Linked DNA regions of Mus musculus: region 1 is linked to region 2. A link is a contact called in ENCODE Hi-C or POLR2A ChIA-PET data. All regions are on one chromosome and are shown on one strand. Each heading gives the region's core, a stretch centred on a gene start or an enhancer-like site at or near the end of the contact. The rest is flanking DNA. Distances are from core to core; before and after follow the strand shown.

Evidence for each region. A loop is a pair of places that touch in the nucleus more often than their neighbours do. ChIA-PET counts read pairs that join two places held with the same protein, here RNA polymerase II (POLR2A).
Region 1: a map of v-Abl transformed pro-B cells shows a loop between it and region 2 (2.7-fold over the local background). The contact joins the promoter of Tmem18 here to the promoter of Sh3yl1 in region 2. A Hi-C loop is called at or near these places in 4 of 37 maps with a recorded cell type or tissue (T-helper 1 cell, T-helper 17 cell, regulatory T cell and 1 more). POLR2A ChIA-PET finds 5 or more read pairs at or near these places in 3 of 5 experiments (Patski and embryonic stem cell).

The regions. Positions count from the first base shown.
Region 1 is chr12:30,582,093-30,585,787 of GRCm38, forward strand. Tmem18 (transmembrane protein 18) reads left to right here and starts at 2,351. Exons shown (of 5, transcript NM_172049.2): 1 at 2,351-2,470; 2 at 3,378-3,498. The coding sequence starts at 2,414.
Region 2 is chr12:30,909,489-30,913,208 of GRCm38, forward strand. It overlaps Sh3yl1 (Sh3 domain YSC-like 1), which reads left to right and starts at 2,181. Exons shown (of 10, transcript NM_013709.5): 1 at 2,181-2,739. The coding sequence starts at 2,739. Acp1 (acid phosphatase 1, soluble) reads right to left here and starts at 2,124. Exons shown (of 6, transcript NM_021330.4): 1 at 2,002-2,124. The coding sequence starts at 2,044.

The DNA.
Region 1 (3,695 bases), core at 1,101-3,600, 330 kb before region 2:
CTTGGTTGCAAATTGGCCAGAAGGGTGGACCCCATCACCATGACAGAGCAACTACAGTTACTCTTCATTTCATATCCTCACTGATGTCGGTCCAAAAATCATCAGGAATAGCTAACCCACACACCAACTCTAAACAAATGACACTAAAACCACTGAATAGGGAGGGTCCTCGGCTGGGTATCGTGGACACGCCCTGTGTTCCTTAAAGCACAACTTTAGAGCACATCCAAATGACCTTGACACCACCACCAGCTTCTCCTCCCACTCCTCCTCCCCCACCCCTCCTCCTCCTCTTCTTTTTCTTCCCCATTTCCATACCTTTGGTGAAGAGGCATACTTTGGGTGGAGCACATACCTGAGAAGCAGAGTAGCCCAAATCTGAAAAGTACAGAGGAGGTAACAAAGACAGCCTGGGCGTGCCTCTGGGAGAGAGGAGGAAGCCTTAGGTTGGGCAATGCTAAATGGATGGAGGATATTGGACTACTACATCAGAGCCCATTAAACGGTGAAGAAGACAGACTATGACTGTCACTGTTCAGACTAGTGGAGGTGGCTATGGCATCAGTGATCACACCACCAAGGGAAAGAGCAAGCCCTGATCATATGACAGAGGCCATGCACGTGTGCACAGGTTTATGTTCTGACATAAAGACTTAGAATCCTGGGTCCTCACTGTTTACACGAGCAGTTAGGAGAACTTCACACATGAACTAATTGTGTTTAACAGCCTCCTGTGGATTGACTTAAAACCATTAAACAATGCATTACCAGTTCATATTCCATGGCCTGCCCCTTCTCCAATAACATGTGTAAAAGTAAGATGGCTCAGTCTGCATGATCGTGGATACTCCAAACTGTCCAGTGTTATGTCACCCTTGAGCAATCTACCACCCCAGAATTGGGATAGCATCGCCAGCCACACAAGGTTACTAGGGCCATGTTTATCCCATAGATCCATAGAAACACCACTATCTTTGTCTATTCTAGATCAATGAGTTAGGATGTGAATGGCCAAGGGGAAGAATACTGTGCCCATCCTACATCTGCAAGTACTGACTGTATATTCATTGCTGGCCTTGGGGGCAGATACCATATGCACCAGTCTACTGGATAGGGCTGCTTCACTATGTCCTATTGATGGAATGTCTATCTCGGTTTCGTGGGACAGGAATCCTGTGGTACAGACACCATTGGCAGCCCATTTCTCTGGGTAAGGGCTGTGTGGATTATAGGATTCAGCTGCTATCTATCCAGCATGGTGAGACCTGACACTATATTCATCCTGGGACTTTTTATTTCATTTTATTTACATCCCAAACGCTACCCCCTTCAGGTCACCCCTCACAGAGACCCTTTCCCACCTTCCCTATCTCCTCTGAGAGGGTGAGCCCCCACTGGGTATTCCCCCAACCCTGGTGCATCAAGTCTCTGCCAGATTAGTCACATCCTCTCCCACTGAGGCCTGTTGGGCTATGGATACCACAGTCAGGCTACAGCTTTAGGAGAGCCTCTGCCCCAGTTGTGTGTGTGTGTGTGTGTGTGTGTGTGTGTGTGTGTGTGTGTGTGTGTGTGCACATGGAGACTGAGCTGCGCCTTTGCTGTTTATGTTTCAGGGGCCTTGGTCCATCCCATGTGTGTTCTTTGGTTGGCAGCTCAGTTTCTGAGAGTTCCCAGAGGTCCAGGTTAGTTACTCTTTTGGCCCTCATGTGGGGTTCCCAGCCCCTTAAAGACCTTCAATCCTTCCCCCAACTCTTCCATAAAAGTCTCCGACCTCAGTCCAGTGTTTGGCTGTGGGTCTCTGCATCTGTCTCAGTCAGCTGCTGGCTGGAGCCTCTCAGAGGACAGCTATGCTAGACTCCTGTCCCCAAGCATAGCAGGGTATCATTAATAGTGTCAGGGATTGGTGCTTGCCCATAGGATGGGTCTCAAGTTGGGCTGGTTATTGGTTGGCCATTCCTCCAGTCTCTGCTTCATCTTTGTGCCTGCATTTCTTTTAGGCAAGACAAATTTGAGGTGAAAAGTTTTGTGGGTGGGTTGGTGTCCTTATCCCACTGGGGTAGAAGTGGGATTCCTGCCGGCTGCCTGGCGGGCTACTGGAGCAAGGATGCCATCGGACCCTGGCAAACTCTCCCCAGCCGCCGGCTGCATCTGTGGAACCCACGAACCCTCCGCTTTCTGGGCAGTCTGGAAGAAACAGAACTAGGTGAGCACGTTGACACTTCTTACAGAAATGCACTACTGCAATAACGAAAGTTGGACGCTCTTTTAAAAAAAAAAAAAAAAAAAAAGTCAGAACTCTCGCGAGAAGAGCCAAGCGCCAGGTTCGTACCCGTAGATCTCGCGAGAAGTCTAAGCGCCTTTCCCGGCTGTCGGAAGCTGCGGACTCGTCCCGGCTGTTGGGATCCCTGGCGCGATGTCGTCCGCATACTCAGTCCGATCCTTCCCAGTCAGCATCCCTGCGGTGATCATGGTAACTCGCAGGCTCTAAGTGGCGCCGGCGTTTGGTGGGGTTTGCTAGTTCTTGCGAGAACTGCGCAGGGGCGGGCGGGCTGCCTGAAGCCGCTCCCTGCTCCGCTGGATGGGGCAGCTCCCGGGTGCGCACCGGCCGTCCTCTGAGTCCCCAACACCAGTGTTCACCCCGGTGGCGTCTTAGCGCCATACATTGACTTCCCTGCCAGTGTCTGGAGAGACTCTCAAGTGCGCTGTCTTTCCGATGTGGCACAGAAGAGATGAGCGTTACCCAGTAACTGGACTTCAAGCTGTCCCCAAGAGCTTTAGGGCTCCAGATAGAGGAGCTGGTCTTGCCTTGCGGAGCCGTGCCCTTGGAAAATGGCATGGGAAGCTCTAAGAAGTCGGGACTAGGAACTTAATATTAGTTGGAGACAGAATCAGAAAGATTGGAGCCTTGGGGACTGTACTTAAGACCCCAAAGCACACTAGCCGGCTGCATGGTGCAGAAGTGTCAGGGACAGTCAGCTCTGCAGGTTAGGATGGCTCTCATTTCCAGACCTCCATGCACAGAGGAGCTTGGTGTACGCAGCTTCACACATTCCAAGTTAACATGACTTTACTTAGCTCGTTAGTTTAGTTGATAATAACCCTCTAGATTTCACCCAGTCCAAAGAGGCAAGTGGACAGTAGTTTCCATCCTGTGTGCTCAGACTTTAAAATCTTTATATAAAAATCTGTGACTGTGTTTGCAATTGAGGCATCGCTGTTTCCTCTCGCTTGCTCCTGCTTGTCTGAGAGTTCTGGTTGTATACAAACACCAATGGAAGACCCCCAAACTCAATGGAAGGGACCAGTAGCTCCCACTCCCCACAGGAAAGCAGTTTCGTTTCGCTGCCCTCCAGGTTTCTAACGCTATCTCCTCACAGGAGACAGACTGGACAGAGCCGTGGCTCCTAGGACTCCTTGCCTTCCACCTGCTGTGCCTCCTTCTCACTTGCTTCTCCTCACAGAGGTATAAGCTACAGATCGGGCACTTCCTGTGTCTGGGTGAGTAGGAGAACCTTGAATCCCTCTGCTCACTCTCATTGCTGCGATACTGCCCCTGGGTTTGTTTGCGTTGTGTTTTCACAGCGTTTCCCAAGCCTTCATTTCTATATGGAGATCATGAAGTAATCTTTGGACATGTTCTAGGTTGGTCACTAAGGATGCCAAACATCTGTACACTAAGATGTTGATTCTCTTAT
Region 2 (3,720 bases), core at 931-3,430:
AAGCCACTGGCATTCCTTGACTGATGGTGACTGCAAAGTACCGGCTTCAGAACAGCTGGACTTCATCTGTGGTGTTCACCACTATATGCACCTCCAGTGGCAAAAACAAAATACTGAATTATATTGACGTCAAACATATGCAAGCATGTACTTCCTTTAAAAGTCATATTGGTACAATATGCCAGCACAGATAACTATAATAAGCAATGTGAATTAAGGCCAGAGTTTTACTTTGTTCTTCATAGAAATTACCTAGTACAGATATCTTGCAACTATCACACACAGTACCTTGTACTGAAAAGTGGAATAATAAAGGGAAAAAAGCTATTGCCCACAAGACAGATAACTCTTCCTAAGAGCTCCACAGGCTGTCAAATAAAAATGCAACTTATGGAATAAAATATCTCGGGGGGGGGGTACCAATGGTCTGGGTATAAAAAATCCTTGACTTTTTTTTCATCATTTTGACTTTATAAAACAGATGGCTTTTCAAGCAAAACCCAGCATTAAGGTTCCCAGTAAAGTTAACCATACCATCAAGGCATAGGACAGCAACAGTTTCTTAAGGGCAGTCCCCACAGGTGGGTGGGAAAGATAAAGCGAGGTAGACAGAAAGTCTTGGCAGACTTCTAGCCTAAAGAGGAGTGTCACTCTGTAGGAAAAGCAGAGGACAAAAGACAAATAGCTGGACTGTTGACAATTTAACCCTTGCCCCTCAGGGTGGAGTCAAGGAGGCAAGAACTCTGAAAAAAGAAAGAATTGCATATTATGTAAAGGAGAATCAAGGTTGAAATTCTGTGTTAGAAGGTACTTAAAAGATTATTCATTTAAAAACAAACTGTTTTTCACATGGCATGAGTAATTGTCCTAGGGACTGAAAACCAAGGTTTCAGAGAGACCTAAAGAAAAGAGACTGGCTGAGAACCATAGCAACTGTGACCCAAGGATGACATCAAACAAACCTGTCACAGAATGGTCTTCCTGTAACCTAGGCTCACGTTGGCACAATGGGGAACAGGGGTGGGGGTGGGGGTTTCCGGCAAGAACTCCAGCTGTTCTAATAGAAGGGGCCAGCTTAGAGAGTCACACTACAGATATGAAGCCACCTGGGCCAGTTAGCAGGTGAGAGGGTTCAAAGGAAGAAAAGCAAGTTAGGTGACGGACAAGAGCATGAGGGAATAACAGGGATGATGATTAATCGTCATCGAGACCTTAACTGATTAGAAAAAGACAACTCTCAGGACGTCGGTGATGGCTTATCCCCCGAGGATGTGATCATAAGGGCACTGACCTAGTCAATGGTTTAACCCAGTAGATTCAAAATATGAGGAAATGACTGGAGGTAATGAAAGATACAAGTGTGGCTGAGCAGAAGAAAATACATCCCGATGCGTGCTCTTGGGGCTAACGCTTGTCTTGCTCTCTACTCTCCCCTTCTGTGATTCCCGTCCACAGGAGCAAATAGTCCCTGACTCATGCTCTGGCCACCTTGAAGGACCATGATGCCTTGCCTCACCACAAGCCCAGAATCTACAACCATTCAAAAGGGGCCTGAACCTCTGAAACTGAGTCAAAACAAATCTGTTCTCCCTAAAGTTGTTTTGGTTGGATATTTTTCAGCACAGAGATTTGGAAGTAACTGCCAAAGCAGATGATGGGCGACTCTCAGACTTAAAAGAGGAGGAGCAAGTGAGAGGGGTCTACGGGCTTGAGAGAGAGAACTCGCACAAAGATTTGTGGTTGAAGGGCACTCGGAAGGGTGACATGGGCTTTGGAAGGGCATAATCTGGGACAAAAATTACACAGATCTCGGGCTCAGAGGAGTACCAGATGATGGGGGATGCATATGAAAAAGGCAGACAAACGAGTATGTGCTCAGACGCGGGCCCAGCCAAGGCCTTCTGATCTGCTTCCTCCGCCCAGCGCTCTTGTTCGGAAGCCTAACAGGGAGAGCACTTCAGGGTCCCAAAGAAAAAGACCCTTAAGTCGGCGAGTCCTTACCGAGACACACGAACAGCACTGACTTGGACCCAACCTCTGCCATGTTTCGGTGCAGACCCTGGCGCCCAGAAACCGCGTCGGGACGAGGCGCATGCGCACTGCCAGGGTTCTGACCGTGGACATGCGCAGTCCGCCGCCCCACGTTCGTACGCGGCCAGAGGCGGGGCCAGAAGTCGCCTAGAGGGCGGGGCTTAGGCGTTCGGGTTGGCAGCCCGGGCTAGCGTTCACTCTGAGCTCTGCCCAGGTCGCACGTCTAAGGAGTGAGGGCGGGGTGAACGCGGGGCGACCCCCAGAGCAGCTTGGGTGGCACGGTGTTGAGCAGGGAGGATTAGGATGTGCCAGGGCAGCCAATGAACTCAAGGATAGCGGCTTGCAGAGCCTCCTAGGGTGGCTCCTCCGATCGGAGCTACCCGCCCTTCCAAGCTAAGTTACCCCTTTGGACCACCGACCCCAGGCCGGGCCACGGTACTTAGCAGTGGGTTTCCCCGATTAAGAAGAGGGGGTGATTTACAAGGCTTCAAAGGAATGAGGCGGGTGGACGCAGATGAGCTACGTTCTGAGCAAGGGTATAGGACCAGTGATCGCTTTGGCAAAAACAGGGCATACACCTATTCCCTTACCTGGGTCAGGTGTGCGCCCGCTGGGCGGGTCCCGTCAGGGAGGCGGACCAAGGAGAACGCTTTCCTCTTCCTGGACTGGAGTGAGGAGCTCGGGTACCGAGAGGAGCGGCAGGCACCAGTGAGTAAGGGTCTGAGCGGCTGGGGCGTGTCGGCACCGCGGCAACTCTTCCTCTTGCGATGGGCGTTGTGAAAGAGGAGAGAAAACAGTCAAGTCCCTGGGTTTGTCTGGGCGCATCCACCAAGATCATACTGCACGGATCCTTTTGTAAATCCTCAGAACTCAAGATTAGTTTTCTACACTCCTGGCTAAAGGTTTTGGTTGATTGTTAACCACAGTCGTTCCGCTTCATTGCAGAAAAAAAATTTTTTTTCCTCCAGCATTTCCAGTTTTGAAGACAGACTTTCATTTTGTTATTTTTCCCCTAATATCTGATGTTTTACCATCTTCTGGTTTCAAATTGTTTTGAGAATTGGCATCCTGTGTACTTGACACAGATGAAGGAGGTGCAGATTGGGGGTTGTGTAGGGCCTTTGTGGGAATGTGATCTCTGGGAAAGGATAGTCCCTAGGGGAGGGGCTCACATGCGTTTGGGACTTCCAGAGGTAGAGGTGTCAGGACTTTGACACAGTGTCTTTGGTTCTGCGATACTTTACAAAGGGGTGGTGTGGAGGGTAATTTGATTGCTGCATCTCTAGTATATAGTGCCTGTATGGTTTTTTTTGTTTGGTTTGGTTATTGTTTTGTTTTGTTTGTTTTGTTTTCTTTTAGTGCTCTGAACAATAGGAATAGGTAACAATAGGAAGCAGGTTTCTCCCCTGGCAAAATGTGCCGGCTTCTTTTCAACAGATGTTACTACTGCCCTGCCAAGGCAGACCAGGGAAGAAAGACTTGAAGTAACCACCTCCATGGAGGAATGCCCTGGCCTGGGGCAGAAGCCTTGCCCTGTTCTGTGTTTACCAAGTGAACAGGTTCTGTATTCCTGCTGGCCCAGGTATTTTCCTTGAGATATGAGGAAATGTTTCGATTACTAATGAGTTAGTTCACTTGTACACAAAGTTTAGAGAATAACACGGCTGGGTTGAAGGTGCTGTTTTATTC